Regions from separate parts of the Homo sapiens genome. Here region 1 is linked to region 2. Evidence: read pairs that join two places in POLR2A ChIA-PET (ENCODE). Cell type or tissue: GM12878. All regions are shown on one strand. Each heading gives the region's core, and the rest is flanking DNA. Links, peaks and the distances in the headings are about the cores only. Region 1 overlaps PLCB1 (phospholipase C beta 1). Region 2 overlaps TMX4 (thioredoxin related transmembrane protein 4).

Region 1 (11,480 bases), core at 2,170-7,169, 150 kb before region 2:
AGTTTGTCTGTTCCTAGCAAATGTACTAGGCCTACTGAGGTTTCTTTTTCAAACAAATCCAAGGAAAAAAATCCTGCAGGCAAACTTAACTTTACATATTAAACAGGTTCTTTAAACAGCAAAAAGTTAAGAGCCAGAACATAGAGCCAGACTGCACTGCCACTGTTGTTTCTATTCCTGACTCTGCCATTAACCAACTGTACAACCAGGGATCATGACATAACCTCTGTTCACACTTCAGTTTACTCACTTTTAAATGTAGATAATAGTAGCACTGTCATTCATAGGATTATGGAAATGACGAAATTGCATAGGTCTGTTAACACACACTATATATATGTGTAAGTATACACACACTATGTATGTATATATGTAGCACGGCATATAGACACACTATGTATGTATATATGTAGCATATATGCACTATATACATACTATTATAGACTATAAGTATACCTATGCTACATATACTATATAAATATATGTATAAAAATATGTATATGCTATAAATATACAGACTATATATTATTAGAATTGTGTCTGGCAAGGATAAAACAGCATATATGTGTTTGCTGTTGGTGATGCTAAGGATAACAAGGATAATGATAACAACGATAAAAAGGTATGTGCAAAGTAAATTAGTGAATATTACATACTTTGCTAGATTTGAGAAACTTATTTATAATAGGTACCAACGTCCTAATAAGTCAGTTGTTCAAAGTTTGCATTTTTGCCTTTTAAATTACTTAAAGTAAATTTAAAATATTTTAAAGTGGAAGAAAGTAATTATATTATTTATTTTAATATTTTGTGTGTGTGTGATAAATGTTTAAATAATCCAACTATCAATCTAAATTTATTTTCCCAAAAGACAAAAAGAGACTTGTCTTGCTGATTAAATATAGAAAGAGCTTGACAAGTGATAGGTTTGGCTGTGTCCCCACCCAAATCTCATCTTGAATTCCCCCGTGTTGTAGGAGGGACCTGGTGGGAGGTAATGGAATCATGGGGGCAGGTCTTTCCTCTGCTGTTCTCATGATAGTGAATAAGTCTCACAAGATCTAATGGTTTTAAAAATGGGAGTTTCCCGTAGAAGCCCTTTTCTCTTGGCTGACACCATGTGAGACGTGCCTCTCACCTTCCACTATGATTGTGAGGCCTCCCCAGCCACGTGGAACTGTAATCCTATTATACCTCTTTCTTTTATAAATTGTCCAGTCTTGGGTATGTCTTTATCAGTGGCATGAAAACGGCCTAATACAGTAAATTGTACCAGTAGTGTGGTGTTGCTGAAAAGATACCCAAAAATGGGGAAGCAACTTTGGAACTGGGTAAAAAGCAGAGGTTAGAACAGTTTGGAAGGCTCAGAAGGAGACAGGAAAATGTGGAAAAGTTTGGAACTTCCTAGAGACTTGTTGAATGGCTTTGACAAAAATGCTGATAATGATATGAACAATAAGGTCCAGGCTGAGGTGGTCTCAGATGGAGATGAGGAACTCATTGGGAACTGGAGCAAAGGACACTCTTGTTATGTTTTAGCAAAGAGACTGGCAGCATTTTTCCCCTGCCCTGGAGATTTAGAGAACTTTGAACTAGAGAGAGATGATTTAGGGTATCTGGTGGAAGAAATTTCTTTTTTTCTTTTTTTTTTTTTTTTTTTTGAGATGGAGTTTCACTCTTGTTGCCCAGGCTGGAGTACAATGGCACGATCTTGGCTCACTGCAACCTCCACTTCCCAGGTTCAAGTGATTCACCTGCCTCAGCCTTCCCAGGTAGCTGGGATTACAGGCATGTGCCACCCTGCCTGGCTAATTTTGTGTTTTTAGTAGAGATGGGGTTTCTCCATGTTGGTCAGGCTGGTTCCGAACTCCCAACCTCAGGTGATCCACCCAACTCAGCCTCCCAAAGTGCTGGGATTGCAGGCATGAGCCACCACGCCCGGCCTGGTGGAAGAAATTTCTAACCAGCAAAGCATTCAAGAGGTGGCTTGGGTACCGTTAAAGATATTCAGTTTTATAAGGGAAACAGGGCATAAAAGTTCAGAAAATTTGCAGCCTGACAATGCAATAGAAAAGGAAATCCCATTTTCTGAGGAGAAGTTCAAGCCGGCTGCAGAAATTTGCATAAGTAACAAGAAGCCAAATGTTAATCCTCAAGACAATGGGGAAAATGGCTCCAGGGCATGTCAGATGTCTTCATGGCAGCCCCTCCCATCATAGGCCCAGAGGCCTAGGAGGAAAAAATGGTTTTGTGGGTTGGAACAAGGGTCCCTGTGCTGTGTGTAGCCTAGGGACTTGGTGCCCTACATCCCTGCCACTCTAGCTGTGTCTGAAAGGGGCCAATATAGAACATGGGCCATGGCTTCAGAAAGTGCAAGCACCAAGCCTTGACAGCTTCCACATGGTGTTGAGTCTGTGGGTGCACAGAAGTCAAGAATTGAGGTTTGGGAACCTCTGCCTAGATTTCAGAGGATGTATGGAAACACCTGGATGTCCAGGCAGAAGCTTGCTGCTGGGGTGGTGCTCTCATGGAGAGTCTCGGCTAGGGCAGTGCAGAAGGGAAATGTGGGGTTGGAGCCCCCAGTCCCAACTGGGGCACTGCCTAGTGGAGCTGTGAGAAGAAGGCCACCATCCTCCAGACTCTAGAATGGTAGATCCACCTACAACTTGCACCATGCCCCTGGAAAAGCCACAGACACTCAATGCCAGCCCATGAAAGCAGCCAGGAAGGGGGCTGTACCCTGCAAAGCCACAGGGGCGGAGTTGCCCAAGGCCATGGGAGCCCATCTCTTGCATCAGTGTGACCTGGATGTGAGACACGGAGTCAAAGGAGATCATTTTGGAGCTTTAAGATTTGACTACCCTGCTAGATTTTGGACTTGCATGAGGCCTGTAGCCCCTTTGTTTTGGCCAATTTCTCCCATTTGGAATGGCTCTATTTACCCAATGCCTATACCTCCATTGTATCTAGAAAGTAACTAGCTTTCGATTTTACAGGCTCATAGGCAGAAGGGAATTGCTTTATCTCGGATTAGACTTGGGACTGTGGACTTTTGAGTTAATGCTGAAATGAGTTAAGACTTTGGGGGACTGTTGGAAAGGCATGATTTGTTTTGAAATATTAGGACATGAGATTTGGGAAGCTCCAGGGGCAGAATGATATGGTTTGGCTGTGTCCCTACCCAAATCTCAGCTTGATTTCCCGTATGTTGTGGGTGAGACCTCTTTCTTTTGTAAACTGCCCAGTCTCAGGTATGTCTTATCAGCAGCATGAAAATGGACTAATACAATAATGTCTCCATCAGTACCATCAACAATCTTGAGTTGGCAAGAAAATGAACTACAGAACAACCAAAAATGCCTACTCTACCTACAACATTTGTAATTCAAACAAAAGAGCATGGCATTATATCAATACCAAGTACCCGGGGATTCTATTTGTAACAAAGTCAAAGGAATTTTCTCCGTAACAGGAAGTAAAATTATGAACAATATGCAGAATGCATTTCCTTCACATATTCTGCCAATCCAATGGCTCGAACCATTTTTTGGCATCAAAAAGTACAAATATTCCATTATAATAGCTTCATAGCATGGAAAGTATCCAATTTAATTTCTCCTAAAGTAGTGGGAAGAGCTAAATATATGCAACTTATGAAACCAAGGAACAATTTTGTAATTAAATTATATTAGGAGTAATGAATTTTCGTGGTATTACATGTTTCTAAACTCTGGTTACAATATATTAAAACAAGCATTGCTGTTGTTATGCCCATAATGAAGTGTGGTGATTGTGACATAAAAATTATACTAATGCATTTCTACTCTAAAAATGATTCCAAAGAAGCTGCAATGAAACCATCTCAAAATGACTAGCCTAATTTTAAAATATACTTTAAAAGGCTACACTTCAATTAGAAATTCTACCAAAAAAATCATACATCACATCCTCTAAGAAGAACTTGTAAATGATTCCATTCTAATAACATTTATTTGTATGTTGTGTCTACATAAGCTAAGGCATCATGACATGTCTATTCTATGCTAGCCAGAGTTCACTGGTGCAAAATCTCTGAGGAGTCACAGAAGTGAAAAGAAGGTAATGTTAATAAAAATGGAAAAACTTAACCTGGAAGTTGATATGGTGAGGATAGATTTGTTCCTCAGCAATCTGAACCTTGGCTTAGTGGCTAAACTATCCTCAAAAACACTAAAAGTTTAATCTCTAAGGTCTTGGTCAGTAGGGAGGAAGAGGAGTGGCCTGATGCCCATGTAGTTGTCACAATCCTAAAGTGACTATCTTAGGAAAAAGGCATAGGCAACCATGATTGTGTCCAATTTTTCTTGTGAATAATACAATTTTCTCCTATCAAAGTCCTCTAAATCATCTTAAAAGTTGTTCCATACGATGCTTCAAATTTCCAAGGGTCCAAGAAACTTTCACCTATGATGGACTATTTATTAGCAAATTATCCCCAGAGGGAAAGTCTTTTAAACAATAAATCCTTCTTTTGCCTTCCATGGCTCTGTTCCCACAACATTATGAAATACATAAATAAACATCTTATTTGCCCAAACAGACCTAAGCTTCAATGTTTCAGATCAAAAGACCACAGCAGAGTCTAAATAGAAAACAAGTCAGTGTTGCCTTGAAGAAGAAAAAAGGAATAAAAAGATATACATAAATAAATGGTCACTTGGTTTTCAAAACAGCACATTTTTGTGGTCTCTAATACTTATGGACAATTGTTTGGTCAGAGAGTCATTGTTTATTATGTAGCAATAATAAAAGCCACCACAAAGGATGGAGAGTTTACAAAGTAGCAGGTGTTATGCTAAGTCATTCATTTTACACATTGAATGTTCACAACAACACTAAGAGAGTAATACCCACCTTATAGATAATGAAACCAAGGCTTTGATTTTTAAAGAGATTCACTGAGGGTGACTCATTAAATACACAGCAGAGCCAGACTGTGACAAACCACATCTGTCACAGCTTCAAAGCTGGTTTCCTCAACCAGCTTTGGGCTTCCCAAATTAGGACTGTTTTAGGAAAATCAGACTTGGCTTCAAATAAAAGTGTTCACTTAATATGTTCCAATCTCTCTTAACCAAGGAATCATTTTAAAACCCTTCATTTGGGGGCATCTATATTAAGTTGTTAAGCACTATGCATCTGCATTAAGCAGTTCCTAGATAAGGATTCTAGTAAAAGTAGTTTATTTTAGAGGTGGTTTTAGAACACAATCAGGAGTGGAGAAGTGAGACAGGAAGGGAAGGAAGCCCATAAGGGGAACATTTTCAAGCCAGTTGCCACTGTGGGTAACTGGGCTTAATCCCACTAGAGAGTTCTGGGATATAATATAAAGAATGCACCTTTAAGTTATCCCACCCAAGAGGTGAGGGAGCTGTGGTATTTATCCACTGAATCCCATTGGTGAGGGTGAGTGTGAATTGCCAGGAACTTCTGGGCAGCTGCATGGGTAGCAACATGAGTTCTAGTAGCCAGACAAAGCAAAAGAATGCAGGCACTGGCCAGCCACTGGAGCCCGGCTTATGTTCTCAGGAGTGGTGAGGAAGAGGGTGTGGGTATGGCACTGTGTCTGTTTTAGCTATTAATATCATCAATACTGGTGAAGGAAATTCAAGGAAGGTGAAGGAAAGGACTTAGTCCCCAGATGCTGCTGCTTAGTCAACAATGACTGACACACTGCTCCAGGCCAAGGAACAATCCCAGCCCTCACAAAGCAATCCTCACGTGAATTTTGCTGGTTTTTTTCCCAGATAATGTAAGTTATTGTTTCAACTTTTAGAGAAAGCTACCAAATAAAATAAATAGCACTTATCTTCTAAATTTATAACTACATCATTGCATTTAATCACTCAGTGGACTCTTGAATGACCTATCCCATTTACTATACACAAGAAGGGTCAAAGTTGACAATTTTGGGATACCCTAGAGAAGCATATCCCAAAGAGAAAGCCCCACTGCTAAAAATCATTAATGAAATGTGTGGTACCCAGTAGTTCTTTATGGAAGCCAGACTATTTTTAATAGGAAATCACTAGATTTTCTTGTTGACATTTATGATGCATCATTCAAAATATTTTTGAACTCTGGACTCATGCTGAAAAATGTTACTGTGACTTATGTAAATATTTAACTTTTAAACTTTGCTTTTGAACTCTGTAGAAATTTAAGGTTATCATAAGAGAAGACTATCTATGGTTGCCATTAATGGAAACTGAATCATCACTCTGTACAAACATCCAGAATGGTGTCTCATGCAAATTCACAGGGCAGAACAAGATGGCAGATGGCATGAATGGTAGAACCAATCTTTCTTGCCCTAAGTCTCCAGAAATGACTAAATATGCAGGTATAAATTTAAATCTCTAATATAGGATCACGGGTAAACAAAAAGAATTACAATTTTGAACCACAAAGTAAGAAAGGCAGAAAATAAATGAGATAAGAATGAAGTAGGAAATCAGAACCCAGCAGTCCACAGGCATTAAAACATAACAGATCTTTGGGCCATCCAAACCAGGTAGTGAAATGTCAGCTCTACGAGTGATATGAAGAAATTGAAGTTAGAGCTCCACCTTACACCAGTCCTCATAATACATTACATATGGATTAAAAACCTAGATTAATAACGGTGATGAGAAGGAATCAGAAATATCTTAAAGGAAGCAAAAAGTGGGGAGGTAGTTGGAATGTAACTACATGAAAACTTAAAGCTTCAAGTCATCTTTTGTTACCCATAAATTAGATGTTAAGAAAGTCAAAGACAAACCACAGACAGGAAGAGTGTAATTGCAACATTTATAACAGCTAAAGGAGTACATCTAGAATACACAGAGAACTGTCCACACAAGGGCAAGAGATATAAATAGGCAATCCATGTAAGGAAAAACTGAAATGATCAATAAATGTATGATAATATACACAGTTTACTAGCAAATCAGGCAACGACAGATTAAAACAAGGTGATATAACAGTTGCATCAGTTAGGCAAAAATTAAAATATTTCCTATTACTGTTGGTTGGGCTTAAGAAAACAGTTCCACTCATATAAGACAGGTAGGGTTATAAAATGGTACAGCCATTCATTATAATTTAGGATAGGTATAGCCTTAAATCAGCAATCGCACTTCTGAGCATTTACCTTAGGGAATCCCTGACCCATATTCCCAGAGAGGGCTACACACAGCTGACTATTACTCCATATTATAGGATTCTTTGTAACCCCAAATTAGAGACAAACACCAAGAATCCACCAGTGAGAACTTCTGTATTCTTAAATAAAATGTGGTAATCAATTGTTTAACATACGATAGAGCAATATGAAAGAATGTGATACATACACATGTACTAACATGAAAAATTCCCTAAGATAGGCCAATTTAACGGAATGATATAGACACACATGTACTAACTTGAAAAGTTCTCTGAGACACACTATATGGTAAAAAGGAAATTGTAGAATGGTTAATATGATGTGACTTAGTATAAAAATGGACATAAGCAAAACAAAATGAAATATTTCCATAGTTACACATGCACAAATTTATTTAAAAGAGACCTAGGAAGAAACCATGAAGCTATTACTATTAGTTGACTCTGAATAGAGAACTAGGATTGGAGTCAATGGGAGAGTGCAGTTTAAAGATAGTTACATTGCTTTACTATTTTACAGATAAAAAGATATTTGTATATTATCCACAATATTAAAAACAAATAAAATTTGTAACAAAAAAGAAAGTAATGGGAGTTCTTCATGCAAACCGTGTGTTCTTCCTCCCATTCCTTTTCAAATTTAATGATGTGTTCCTTTTCCCTTCCCCCAAGCTCCAGTTTTATGAAGACAAGGAAGGGTTTACTGAACTATATTGAACTTCTTGGATCTGAACTAGTGGTGACTAGTTTTATTTTTACACCAACCTTGGCACAGAAGCAGGGCATCAGGTTGCAAGGCAAAGGTCTAATTTTTTTCATATTCTAGCAGGATAGGTTTTGGTTAGCTCTTTAACATTGACACTTTTTTCTTCTTTAGCCTTTCTTTCAAAACCGGTGGAGCAGATTCTTATAGTTCACATGGTTTTCACAGCTAACACTTCCTGTGTTGGTTTCTAGTGTTCACATGGCACGGATCCAAAGAAAAGTTATAGCCTAATGTAGGCCACCTCTCAAGTACTCAGGCTGTGCAGGACTCCCTTCTCACCCATGACTTACAGATAAATTCATCCTCTTCACATCACCTACACTTACACAAGAAAAACCACTCTGCTTAAAATAGTCATATTCAGAAACTCATTTTTGCTCATTTTATTCAATAAGATTTACAGAGCCAACAATACAGTGAAAAGAATTATTAAAATAAGTCCAGAGCTGGTACAAAGCATGAACATTTATCCCTAAAAATGATATTCATATTTATCTGCTTCCACCAACTCCAAACATCCTGTCAGTGTTTCACTAAAGCACATTTCTGCTACCTAAAAATGACTCGCTAGCTTTAGTTTTTAATTCCTAAATTCATCATCTGTGCTGTCTTCTTTGTCACCTATCATTTCTGTGGTGACAAATCAAAGGAGGGGTTTTGGAAGGTAGCATGTCATTGTCTACAGAGGGGAAAGCCAGTGGCTTGAAATAAGTGGCTCTGATACAAGATCTGATGTAGCCATGACAAGAGACGGACATGCATAGAACATCATAAAATGTGGCCATTTACCTCCAATGCTATAAAAAAGAAAAATAAAAAACACTTGTAAAATCCCCTCTGCTAGGGATTTCTGCTCACCTCTGAGCAGACTAGGCCTCAGATGATTGCTAATCCAAGTGCTTTGGTATAAGCTTCGTGGACCAAAGAGGGAATATATTGGAAGAAGCCCAAAGGAAGAAGAGAGGCATATTACAATAAATACCAATGCAAGCTTCCCAACCAATGGAAAACACAGTGTATAAAATCAAGGGATAAACTTAAAGGTATCACATTTTTTTTTTGTTTTCTGAGAGATTATCTCTATGGTACATGTGGCAGATTCCTAAAACTAATTGCCAGATAAAAAATATTTTTTAAAAAGTGGCCCTCTAAGTAGCATCATGAATGTACCATTCATTCATGTACCTTCAAATGATCTTATGCAAAAAAATCCCCACTAAAAGCTTGGCATGCCATCTTTTATTTGCATGCACCATTTCTTCTAGCACACATTTACTCTAATTCATCACTTGGAGTCGTCCATCTCCTAAAAGTGGATGAATCACTCTTACTGGTTCCAGGGCTGGGCTTCAAGCCAGAAAGAAAATGACAAACTTGAAAGCATGGTAAGTTTAATTTTTTTTTCTTAAATCCTCTCATCTTTTGGATTCTAAGATATATGATCACTAAGAAATGAGCCTCCAAATTCTGATAAATGACTGAGAGATGACTTTGGCATTTAGAAAGTGAAAAGTAAAATTTACTATTTCTATCTCTTGGCTAGAACTGTAAGAGTAATATCCATGAAAAGAAAAGCAATAACATGATAAAAGGAATTGCTACCACATTATCTGTTTCGCTTGGTCATAAACAGCATTGCAACCAAGATTTAAAAGTTTGTGTAAAAAATGAAAACAAATTTTCCTACCTTTGAAAATAAGCATGGGTCAAAATACTGGGTTCACAACAGAAATGCAACAAAGAGCCTTTGGTCCTAAACCCTTTTTCTTTATTAAGGAAATAAATATTGATGATTGGTCTAGAGGGGAGCTTAACTGAGTTGCCATGAATTATTTAAAAATCCCAGAATATCTTCTGTTGCTTTTATAGAAGCTTGATCTACAAGTTGAAAAATCAAACTGACAGTTTGGTCTCTCGTACAAATACCCAACGTTTAGAAATGCTCTAGGCATTATAAGTACATCGTTCATGAATATAGTTTCAACAGTTCTAAAAATATCCTTTAGGAGAAGAAAAAAACACCCAAAAAACAAAACCTCTTGCAAGCCATTGTTTTACACATAACAGCAGGAAACCAAACAGAATGTCTAAGCCAAAGCGATTAACACACCCAATAATAAATGTGAGCGTTAAGTAGGAAATCTTACTCATACAATTTTTGACATTAGCGTAGGGTCTGTGGTTTACCTCCACTTCTACAGCCACACATGGTTCCAGGGCACACTGATTTAGAGTCTAATTCCAGGACAACAAGACTGAAATTCACCTTTTGAATGATGTGTAAACAGGCTCATTCAGGAGTGGCCCTGGGACCAGACACAGGTATAATTGAGCTTGCCTCAGAGACAGAAGGCAAAGCTGACAGGCAACTCCAGGAACTTTGGATATAAGAAACTAATGTAGAGTTTTGAAAGAGCTAACAATTTGTTCCTCCTTCATCCGTAACTGTGGAGGTTCCAGCTGTTTTAATGGTATACTATTACTATTCTATTGTTTTCAGTATGTATTTAGCATTCTCAGTAAACCCTATCCCATTTCTCCATATATCAAAACTTAGAGAACAAAAACATTCTATATTCTGTGGCCTCTGAGGTTCAAGTGTAGGACTGTGGCAACGATGCTTGAAATAATAACCACTTTCCATGAGTGTTCTCATCTAACTGCCCATTAAACTCCAAATAAATCTTATGATCAGCAGATATTCTACTTTTTAATAATTCAGTACAGAATCATCAATTGGCTTCATAACAAATGAGATAATAAATTCATGCTATTGTGGGCAGAAAGCTAATTTAGTAAGAAATTCCTGACAACTGAAGGAATAGGCTAAAGGAATTTTATTCTTGGTTTTCTGACATCAACAAATTATCAGGGCCAAATTCCTGCTGATTCTGAGAGAGTCCTTAATGAACAGCACAGGGGAAAAGAGAGAGAAAGAAAAGCCAAGGGGTAAGGCTATTGGGTCAAAAGTTATTTTCTCATCATTTTTCTTCATCCTTTATGGGTGGGGACTTAAATCAGTAACGCTGACTAATTATGTGCTACACCAAATGTAATTCAAATTTCCCTGTTCTTATCCTAACACATAATATAAACAGAACCAAAAATACCAATTGCTCTAGAATTTAGCAAATCTAATATTTCAAACTAGTGACTTTGAAACGTCCTAAGTCCTAAGAATACCTTAGATATTCTTTAAAAGTAGAACCTTTAAATAAACTGCAAAAGATCTGTGAAATGGATGTTCTTCTATAGATAAGATACATAAATACTTTTCAAAGTAGTAAACGACTGAAAAATGTAAGAAAGGCATACCTCATTTCTTACCTTGTTTTGATCTGTCCAGTAAAAGAAAAATCCCTGAGGGTCAGTCCTCAAAATAATTGGAGTAACAATAGTTGAGTCCTAGAAATGTAAGAAGAAACATGAATATCAACATATATCACTGTAGAAAAATCTATCCAGGAGTTATTTAAGAAGTAATAATTGTACAGATTCTCCAAAGTAGTCAATTATTAAGAAAAATTTC
Region 2 (11,480 bases), core at 3,807-8,806:
AGAAAAAAAGAAGCTGGCTAATGCCAGATCCTTAGTAAGTGGGGAGCAAGGCCATAACTATAATGCAGGCCTGAGCTTTGCAGTTTCTGATCTGCAGTTCCCAGTTCTCCTGGGGAGCCTGGAGGAAGGCACAGGGCCTGGTTGACTCTTGCTTTGGCCCTCAGCTAGCCAGCACCCTGACTCACATGAGGGTAGGCCTTGTTCGTGCTGGATTCTAAGGCCCATCCAAGCTTTTACCATCTCTCTAGTTTCTGCAAGTAAAGAACATTTTTACTGTATACTCATTCCTGACACTGTTCACCACTTAAACAGGTGCCCTGCCTTCCCATCATCGCAATGCCCCAGGAAAATTCTTTCTCACTATGCTTTGGTTGTGTCTTGCATGGTCCTATCACAACCAGTAATTACACATTTATTGATATGCTTTTGTACTAGGTCTTTCTTTGACTACCTCTATTATAAGCTTTTAAGTAAAGGAACAAGGTTATTTTTTTCCTTCCCTGTTTATCTCCAAAGCTTTAATAACTAACAAGTAGTTTGTGTTCAAAAAATACTTTGTGACTAGGTAAATGAGTGAATAATAGATTAATTGCTCTTTTATCAGGCACTTCTTCAAGCATATCACTGAAGGAGACATCTTTATATATTTTCTGAAGTCTTAAGGATAATTACTATCATCTCCCATTTGTTCACTGATGGAATATTTATTGTGGTGGCCTAGGACCTTCCAGGTTCTGTTCTGTGGTGCAAGTCATGCAGCAGTCACTGCTTTCGTGGAGTGTTAATTCTAGTGAAAGTCATGAATTCCACTTTCTCTAGCAGGTGTCATGATTTTCATAGAGCTGCCAGTTTTTATGTTTCCTCTACCTTTTGTGATAACACGTTCTAGAAATTATTGTCCAAAGAAATAAATTTGAGCATAAGGCTTTCAATTCATGGGTCATTCCACATTTGCCAAAAGGAAGAATAACACTTGATGTAGTTAAGGCATCTTTTGTTGACACTTTGATTTAGTTTCCTTTATTAAGTCATAGAAAGATGAACCTAGTATACCTCTTTCCTCTTCATTGTTGCTGAGTATTCTGAGCATTTTGATCAAAGTTCTACTAAGTGAAAATTGACTGGATCTGTTATTGACTGTCTCATTTCTGCAAAGATAAGAAAAAGTCAGGAGAAAAGAGAGTGTACTGAGAAACACTGGTGAAATTAGAGTCAAGACAGAAGAAGAGTTGTTCATTATTGGTAAATAAAAATTTATCGTTAATAAAATTTCCTTTCTAGGAAATAAATATAAGTAAGTCCTTCTCTGAAATATTTAGCACACCTAATGAAATCTTAAACCAAATTCAGTAAGTTCATGGAATAAAAGATTCAAGGTCCTTCAACCTCGTTCCATCAACAAAACACGGACAACATGGACAACAAAAACATTCTGTTGAACAAAAAACGTGGACAACAAAAACATGCTGTTGAATTTTGTTTCCCAGAAATGGTTAAAAACATTGCACTGACATGTAAGTTGGTGTAATTTACCAGAGCTTTTTGGCTATCTGGAATATATTTCAAATATGTTTATGAAGTTTACTAATTTTACATACCACTGTGACCTGCAAACAAGTCAACAAAAGTTCAGTAGAAAAGATAACAATTTACAGTTTAAATGACTATAATGGAGCTAATTGCTCTTGGAGGCTCTTAAGGATTATGTGTAAGAGACAAAGTTATGGCAGGTCATATCTTTTATAGTTCTTAGGAGAAGATTGCCAGTGTGAACTAGTTTGAAATAAATTTAATGAAGATCATGTTCAATTATTTCTGATGTGTTTAATTTATGCATATATACATAAATTATATATATATGTATCTATGTGTACACAGAGTGAGAGAGGAGCATGAAGGTCACATGACTGATCCTTGCATTCATTTTGTCCCTGGAGATATTTTACTTAGTTTCTAAATTCTTATACAAATTACTGTTCTTTAGATACAAAAGAATATTAAAAACTTTAAAAACTGCAGCAACAATGGACCAGTTCCCATGCTAAAGACTCAGAGCTGGCTTATCTCTACCACTGAAAGAACATCTGGGTGCATTCCAACACAAATCAGCTGTGATTAAATCTGTGAAATAATGGCATTAACAATGCCACAGACCAGTGTATAGCAGCTATGTAGAAATGGCATATCTAAAATTACCTCAGTGGCATATCCGAGGATGCATTATAATTGTATATCTGAAGGTCAGTTTCACCAAAAACCAACTTAGTAATAGCCTATCTAGAGATTAAGTCCTGTATTTTTTAAATTATGAAACATAATTACTGATGCAGCAAATGTGCCTGTGATTTATATGCAAAGAGCGTCCTAGGGAAATAAAGAGGATCTGAAGTTCATTATATTATATTATACTTCAAGATAACTTCCTTATTCTTGTTACTTTCTTATAACTTCTTTCTCCCTCTGAATGTTGAAGTTTTATATTCCTTGACGATTTTTATCAAAGAAATACCTCCATCTGTGTTCTTGCTCTGAGTGGTCTTAAGCACATCTCTATACCTGCTTTGTCTGTTTGGCAGTGAGGCTGTAAGGTCAGATGAGCTAATGCATCGTAAAAGTGTCTTGAACCCCAAGCAGTATTACAAATGAAATTTGTATTAATGGTTGCTCCTATTAAATAAATATGTGCCTGCTTCGTATTTCATCTGATCTCTCAGTAACCTAAGGTAGCTACTGTTATTATCCCATTTTACAGTTGAGGAAACTGAGGCATGGAGAGATTATTAACCTGCCCAGAATATCATGATTAATTCCTGGTTGATCTTTCTGATTGTTATAGCAGAACTCTTATCCAACATCATGGAACGCTTGTTGAAATGTACTTGATAATTCAGAATTCCTTTTTTTCCTAAAGTTTGCCAACTGCCTGAGTCTCATCTGTTAACTTGGATATTTAGAAACTACATAGAAAATAACTTATTTTCTCAGATGAAGAATATGATTTTCATTAAAGTTGATACACTTGTTTATTCAGCAAACATTTATTGAACACCTACTGTATATCAAGAATGTACTTTGCCTTGGAAATACAGAGACACGAAGGTTTAAAAAAATCTACATTCAAAGATGTCAGCAGATTATTTTGTTGTTCCTGTCTTCTGGATCTCAGGATTTGGACAGTGAGCTGTAATGGAAAGATTAATGATGTTTTAGCATGATCTTGGAATTAGCTATATAGTAGTCTTTTCTAGAGATGGTGAACAACTGTGCTTGCTAAGTCTTGCTGCTTCTGGGGCCTGTCTGGAGAAAGTAATGAATGCTTTGGCTTTGGGTAGTCCATTCTCTTCTGGGTTCTGCCTAATTTTCAGTACTTTTTGTGAAATAAATGCATTCCTTCCCCTAGTCTTCGCTTTTTAACCCCTGACTCATCTTTTATAATGCGAAAGATCAAAATCTTGCCCAATTTCAGTTTTTGTTTTTTGTTTTGTTATTCAGCAAAGTTGGTTTATATGTGTCATTGCATTGATTTTTTTTTTTAATGATACTTACCAGCATGCTTTTGCACAGTTCAGAATTTTGAAGGGATTTGTAAATGATGACCTGACAGGCAACTTTGAGCCTAAATCTTGTTACAGGATTTGATCAGTTTTGTACTTTTCCCCTTACTTTGTTTCCCTTCCTAAGGCATTTTGTGTGTGTGAGTGTTATATTCTATTGGCAGGCATTCTTTTCTACTTCTCTTTCTCTCCCCTGGCCCCTTTCCTCCCTTAATACAGAAATAATAGGTGCCACATTTTGTAAAAACAATTCAGGAATGGAACAAATGAAAAATAAATTGGAGGGAATTGGCATTTTAAAAATGCTCAGCCTGCTTACCCACAAGTTGGTATATTTCTCTATTTATTCAAGACTTTATTATGAAAAATTTTAAACAGACGCAAAAATAAGAATAATATGATGTTTGCCCCCCATGCTTATCTCTGTTCATTTCTGGATTGTACCGTCCACAAGGAGAGGAGGCACCAAATCTCCTTCACAATTGTAGCCTCAGCTTCTGCCATAATGCTTTCTTAGTATTTATTGAATGAAAAATAACTGTAAAAAGTAGGGTTCTGACTTGAAAGCCAAGGTATTTTTAAATTCTGCTAAATTTAAGAAAGTGTTGGGTAGAGCGGGTTTAGCCTATAGCTTCTACTTTCCTTTTCAGAATGTTCAGAATTACCACAGATCTTGGAAACATTCTTGAGGATGCTCAAACAACAGATTTGGTCTCTGCCCATCAGATCTGTAGCTTTGATGGATTTGAAACTGGTTTGGCTAGTTTAGGGTCACCCTGTGAAAATTGTTCTCCTTTAGTGGGGCACTAAAAAGAGCTCTTACCCTCAAAGATCAAAAGCTATCTGGAGAGAAACATAATTGTATGAATAGCATTGAAATAAAATGTTTATGGATAATAATAATTATTGGAAATATTCTCAAACTTTGGCCAAATTTTTTCCTATAGAATTGACATTCATACATTAAATCCTAGTGGGGACAATGTGCTTCTGTTTTTCTATGTCAAATGACTTTGGAAAAGCCTCCTTTTATAATTTCCCTTTTTTAATAATTTATTTTTTAATTTAAATACTCGATTTCTCTGTTTTGCAGATTTCTTCTGTATATTTATCAATATAATTCTTATTCTTCTCTTATAGTTACGCCCCATGGTGTCCATCCTGCCAGCAGACTGATTCAGAATGGGAGGCTTTTGCAAAGAATGGTGAAATACTTCAGATCAGTGTGGGGAAGGTAGATGTCATTCAAGAACCAGGTACTGTGAATGTTGCACATAAAATGCAAAAGTTTACCGACTTTTTATTTTGAATTTTTTTCAAGCATATAGAAAAGTTGAGAGTCTGGGATATTGATTACCCATGAACTGGCCACCTTTAAGTAGCAGATTACATTTTTTGCATACTTGGATCTGTCTTTACGTGTATGTGTTTGCACATACATATTTGCATATATATTTCTATTTTTTCTATTTTTATTTTGCTGAATCATTTGAAAGTAAGTTATCGACATCATGATAATTTACCCTTCAATTCTTTAGCACGTTAAAGGCTTCTTAATTATTTCCCATGTGTCTTTTTTTTTTTTTTTTTTTTTACAGTTTTTTGACTGAGGATCCAATCATGGTTCATAAATTACATTTGGTTGTTAAGTCTTTTTAGTCTCTTGCAATCAACAATTATCCCTCATTTTTTAAAATGACATTGATATTCTGAAAAGAAAAAGCTACAGTTTTCCTAGGTGTTTCCTTATGGTGACATGGAACTTATAGGAATATTAACTTATACGAGTATTTTCTGCAAACTGAGAGTTTAGGTGCATGATTTAGCTTAGACATTTATGGCAAGAGTACTTCTAAGATGATGCTGTGACTTCATATTACATCTCATTAGAAGGGATATGCTATCACCATTAGTAATGCTAATTTTGAGCACTTGGATATGGTGGTGACACTAAGTATCTCAATTATGAAGAAAGGATCTCACATTGTGATTAGCAAGTAACCTCTGGGATGATTTTTTGGGGTTTTAAGATCCATGATGCTCTTGCCTGAATCAGATATTATATTTCACTGTGGTTCCAGAGAGTGAATTTCTAGTTCTGTCATTCTGTCTACACTGATTAGCTGTGAATGATATAAGTTTTCACAAGAATGAATCATTTTTACCCCAAAGAGTGGAGTGATACAGAGACTTTTAAATTCTGAAAAGATATATACAATAAATTTGTGTTTGTAGTTTTAAAACAACTGTATATTATATATAAACTGAGAAGAAAAGATGGCCTTTTATAATCTAAATCTCTAAAATGTGGCTATTTTCAAATTTTAACAGTCATCTTTTTCATTGACATTCAATTTATACCTACTGCATCCTTTCATCCTTTTACAAGGGCAAAAAGAAGATGGGTATAGAAGTGTAGACATTCATTTTCTATAATAAACTGTGAGTTCAAAAAACACTTAAATAATGAAGTACCAGTTACTTGGATAACAGAATAGATGGTACATGTTAAAATTGATGTGTCAGCAAACCCGTGGAGCGAGATTTCTATTAAAAGCCATGAATCCTCATTCCTCTATCTTTGTAAGCATTGTCCTCCATCTAGAGATGGACAATAAAAGCTATTAGTTCATGGTTTTGGCTGTTATAATAAGTTAATTCTGTTTGGAGGCTAAATCATTGCAGATGCATTTTTGCCAGAAACTTGTTTTCATCTTTAGAGTTTAAGTAAACTAAATTCAGGCATAAGACTTGTTAATTACTGGGCACCATGCACATTTTATGATGGGTTTCTTAAAAATGCAGCTGGTCAATTTGCATTTCAGTAATTTGGCACACCTGCTCAGAATTTATAGCATAATTTGAATTAAAAGAATTAAACAGCCTTGTGATGGGTTCACAAATCTTATGTTTAATTAAATATAGTCTTTCCTTCTAAAAATGTAGACTTACAGTTATTTTTAACATTATGAATTGATTAGGTTTTCTTGATAATGAAATAAGAGAGAAATTGATTTTAAGAAATATTTTTAATACATTCAATGTTGACTTGGTTTTATGTATATCTGAAATATATATACTTGAAATATTAAAAGAAGAAGGAAAAACTTCTGGTATTCTGTAGGAATATTGAAAAAACAAAGTCTAATAAAAGATTATTATTTTATGTGTTTGAACAATTTTTTATAGGCAGAGGCTCTAGAATTATTTTAAATGATAAAAATTTTAAAAGTGCAACTCATAAATAAAAATTAGGAGATAAACTTCTACATGCATGATTATTTGAGAGACATAGAAAATATTTCATTTCATATTATACTGTTTTAAATTTATAATTTTACTTTGAATTACAAATTTAATGCTTTCAGTTAATCTTTTAATAGCGATTAGAAGTAACGTGTTTATTCAACAAGTATTTGAGTTTCTACCATAAACAGGCCCTGTTCTAGATACCAGTGATACAAAGGTGAATAAGGAGGACAGAGGCCTTGCTCCTCATGGAGCTGCATTCTAGTGGAGGAGATAAATAGTAACAAAAGAAAATTGGCAAATAATGTCAGATGGTGGTAAGGGATATGAAGAAAACGTAGGATAAAAATGTACAAAATGATTGGAGCTACCTCTTAAGTTAGGATGGCCAGGGAAGGACCAGAGATAAATAGGTTTCAATTTATCAAGACCTGTTTAGCCAGAGGTCTTGATAAATTGAGGAAGTAAATTTCAAAAACCTTTGTGGGAGGAGCATTCCAGGCAGAGCAAACACCATGTGCAGGTAGGAGTGTACTTGGCTTATTTGGAGAACAATAGGACCACCAGTGGAGTACTTGAGATAAATGGGGATGGAGAAGTAGCTAGGGACCACACCCTGTGAGGTCTTGTTGGCCATGACAAGGAGTTTAGATTTTCTACAAAGTATGATAGGGAGCTACTGGAAGATTGGAGCAGGAGAGAGATATGATATGATTTATATTTTAAAATAATTCCTTTGGCAGCTATGTGAAAAAATTGACTACAGGGGATCAGAAGAAAGCAGGGAGAATGGTTAGGAGGTAAATCAGTAGTCCAGAGTTGAGAAGATGGTGGCTTGGACTAGTAACAGCAGTGTTAAGTGGTGGGATTCTTGAGATACTAGGATTTTCTGATGGATTGGTTGCCAGATGGGGTGGAAAAGGAGAAAATGGAGAAGACTGAGGAGAAGTAGGTTTGGGACAGGGGCTAAGTTTGGGATGTTAAATAGATATCCAAATAGAGATGAACTAGAGATGTAAGTTTGAGGACCATCAATATACTTGGCATTGGAGCTAGAAGAAAAATTCAGATTATCTATGATCTGTATGTGCCAGAGTCGTGAGAACAGGCCACTGCAACATTTAGAAAAAAAGAAGTTGCAGCCAGGTGCAGTGGCTCACGCCTGTAATCCCAGCACTCTGGGAGGCCGAGGCGAGCGGATCAACTTAGGTCAGGAGTTCAAGACCAGCCTGGCCAATGTGGTGAAACCTTTTCTCTACTAAAAATACAAAAAATTAGCTGGGTGTGGTGGCAGGTGCCTATAATTCCAGCTACTTGGGAGGCTGAGGCAGGAGAATGGAGAATCGCTTGAACCCGGGAGGCAGAGGTTGCAGTGAGCCGAGATAGCGCTATTGCACTCCAGGCTGGGCAACAAGAACATAACTTTGTCTCAAAAAAAAAAAAAAAGAAGAAGAAGTTCCATCATAGGAGAAGGAACTTCTCCTATGAGAAGTTAGTGAGATAGAGAGGGAGAAGTAGGAGGGTCTGGTAGCCAAGTGTAGAAAGATTGTCTTAATGTGATACTAACTCACTGGCAAGCCTCCAGGGCAGTTTGCCTCTATCTTGGAAGCAGTTTATTTATTTACTTTTTACAAACACTAACGTCTTGAATGAATAGTAAAAACTCATTGAAATGATATTATTTTTCCCCACAGTTGAGCACTTTACTGTGTATTTCTGTATACAAATTTCTATTTGGTTGCAGATCTTCGTTAGTGTATTCTTGCCTTGCCACAGAAGTGCTAGTAAGGAATAATTTCAATTCTTTCCCTGTAAGTAAAATTTAAAGAGGGGAAACAATAATTTTGAAGTGTCATGCATACTCTTTAGTTATTCTTATAACTCTTCCATCAGTAGATCTATTAAGATATTCTTTTAAGTATTTTAAGCAAGGTAAGATTTCAGATTTATCAATGAAACGAGAAAAGTTCCCTTCTTCCCTCACAGGGTGTGCGTTGGGGGTGTGGCTTGCTTCTTTGTGCCCGCTGCTCAAACCTCTAGGGGGACATGCAGACGGGCAGGCTGTGGGGCTCCGATCCCACGGCAGCATAAAGGGGTGAATGTTTACAGCTGAAGCCCCAGTGGGCGTGTGTTACCGTGTGCTCTTTCAGTTTAGCCATCCATAGGTGGCTTGTGTTCGTCAGCTCAATTAGACACCCCCCTGCCTTATCACAGGGACAGAGGGCTTCTTGCCTTGGTGTACCAGAAGAATCGGATCACATGTGGGCTTGGAGAATGAGTGCAAGGTTTTATTGAGTGGAAGTAGCTCTCAGCGAGGTGGATGGGGAGGCCAGAACGGGGATGGAGTGGGAAGGTGGTGGTTTTCCCCTGGAGTTGGGCCACCCAGCGGCTGGGCTGTCCTCCAACTACCCTGGCCAAACTTTCCGTTGTTCTGCGGGTCGACTTGCCAGTGTCTGCTGGTGTGTTCTTCTGCTGGTGTGCTCCTCTCAATGTCCTCTCGATGTCCAGCCGCTGTGTGTTCTTCTGCCGATGTCTTCCTCTTGACTCCCAGCTGCTTGTTTGTGTGCCTGCTAGAGACTCAGGGTTTATATATGCACAGGATGGGAGCATGGCAGGCCAGGGTGGTCTTGGGAAATGCAACATTTGGGCACAAAAACAGAAATGCCTGTCCTCGCCTAGGTCCATGGGCACAGCCCCGAGGGTGGAGCCCTCTCCAGGGGCCCATCTTTCCCCTCCCAGCACTTCCCTGCCCATCTCCAATGTCATCAAAACTAGAGACTATAATCATGTTGCATTTTTATGGCTGAGATGTAGAAGCCGAGGAAAGGGCAGCCCTTAGATTAGGTTACATTACATTGCCTGTTTAATACTGCGTAGATCAGGTGATGTGTCAGTTGAGTTGACTTTGGGAAATTAAATTTAATGAGTATATACTTGAACCTTCTGTTCCATGCAGATGAGCTTAGTTGTCAAGGTCAGGAAAACAGCAGCTGCTCATCACCCTTGAGTGATGGCTATTTCACTAGATTAGAGGTAAGCCAGTCTCCTGCCACAGCCAAGTGTAAGCATTGTCTTTAAAACTACTGATTAATGCAGAAGCCAATTTAGTTTACTGTACTTTAGTGTTATATTTTAAATTTTATAAATGTAAATTTTATCTTGTTTTCTATTATGTTGACAACCTTATTTCAATCTCAAAAGTAAGGTTAATTCTCCTTTTTTTCATTGTGTTTTCCTTCTGCTACCCTCTTTGTTGATAATAACAACATTTAGTAAGCATTTACTTCAGCCTGTGATTGTGCTATACACTTACATGCATTTTAGCTTCATAACAACCCTGTGAAGAACAAACTGTTTATCTCTGTCTTACTCAGAAAACTGAGGCTAGGATAGGTTTAGTAACATGACAAAGATAACATGCTAATAAATAGTACAACAATGGCTAATAGATAGCTATTAGCTATCTCTGTTTTCTTAATACTGAACCTAAATAATTTCTGTTGTGTTTTGGCTTATCAAAATGTAATTCTCTTCCATAATTTTTTTCTTTCTCTAAGCTTTTAATTTTTCTTTCTTTTGCTGCATGTGTTTAAGATAAGGTTTCTGATACAGTGTTAAAATCTGTCCTGCATTCTCTGTTTGTGCCTACTTTATGTTGTGTCACAGTCTTCATTTTAAAGTGGAAGTTACCCTTAAAGTAAAAAAGGCATGTAGAAATTTTGGAAGGCTTTGTGGCCTAACTTTATCCTTTTTACTGAAAAGCTTAGGAGTATACTTGTTTCTTCCAAGCTTACTGAAGTTATTGCACTGAACTATTATCCTGAGACAAGCTGCTATTATGATGTTCAAATTCTTTGTCAAGATCCACATTTAACTTAATGTTATTAAACCCTGAAGCCACAACCTCAGATGGTGCTTCTGTATTCCAAGTGGTCATGTTTTAATTTTCAGGTAATGAAAATTTTCCTGGACACGTCATAGAATCAGTGTTAAAGGTTAGAAGACATTTTTGGAGTACTGAGATGAGACCCAGAGTTTTCGGATGTCTTTTAGCCTCCCAGAAGTTACTTTTTTTTTTTTTTGAGATGAATTTCTTATGGTGTTGGATCTACAGGGATTTAGTAGCGTGTCATCATCCAAGGAAGACTTCGACTGTTCTGGATCTTGTTGTTGTTGATTTTACTGAATATATCATTATATGACAGAATATTATTCCAGACAGCAAACTGAACTCGTGTCTGAGTTGGGTGCTGCAACCTCATTGTTAATATTCCACATAGGCTGTCATTTGAAGAAATATTGACAAACATAAATGAAAGTAATCTTGAGGTGATATGATTTATTGGTCTTTATTTTAATAAACCTTAATTGATGGCCTTGTAAATTGGTACAGTAGTCAGTGAAACAACATAGCAATTCATATCAAGAGACATAAAGTTATTATACCCTTTAATCTAGCAATTTTGGGAAGAACTCTCCTGTTATTCCTTTTAGCCAGAACCAGAAAGATGCAGAAAAACCTCAGAGACCATCTGTGACTTTGATACTTTTTCTTGGTACTCACTGATTTTCATGAGTACATTTATTTGTAAAGATAATTTATGTTTTCTGAAATGAGGTGCAATTTCTAAAAGACTTAAGACTAAAGCCTCCTGAATCTGGAAATGTTTTATATAT

The links. ChIA-PET counts read pairs that join two places held together with the same protein. Peaks named below come from ENCODE experiments on the same cell type or tissue, not always from the same donor. Only the 100,000 strongest peaks of a DNase experiment are listed, where the experiment ranks them.
Region 1: POLR2A ChIA-PET joins it to region 2 with 6 read pairs; 2 of 35 experiments call an interaction of 5 or more read pairs at or near these places.

The regions. Positions count from the first base shown.
Region 1 is chr20:8,150,170-8,161,649 of GRCh38, reverse strand. It overlaps PLCB1 (phospholipase C beta 1), which reads right to left. Exons shown (of 32, transcript NM_015192.4): 2 at 11,279-11,356. Among named protein-coding and RNA genes, the nearest start is that of PLCB1, 24 kb to the right of the region's middle. RefSeq lists cis regulatory regions at 6,114-6,127, 6,150-6,161, 6,154-6,167 and enhancers at 6,049-6,193, 6,084-6,228, 6,089-6,233. In GM12878, for the core only: no CTCF peak of the experiment used is centred there; a DNase peak (open chromatin) is centred at 4,939.
Region 2 is chr20:8,003,530-8,015,009 of GRCh38, reverse strand. TMX4 (thioredoxin related transmembrane protein 4) reads left to right here. Exons shown (of 8, transcript NM_021156.4): 2 at 4,695-4,810. Among named protein-coding and RNA genes, the nearest start is that of TMX4, 10 kb to the left of the region's middle. In GM12878, for the core only: no CTCF peak of the experiment used is centred there; no DNase peak of the experiment used is centred there.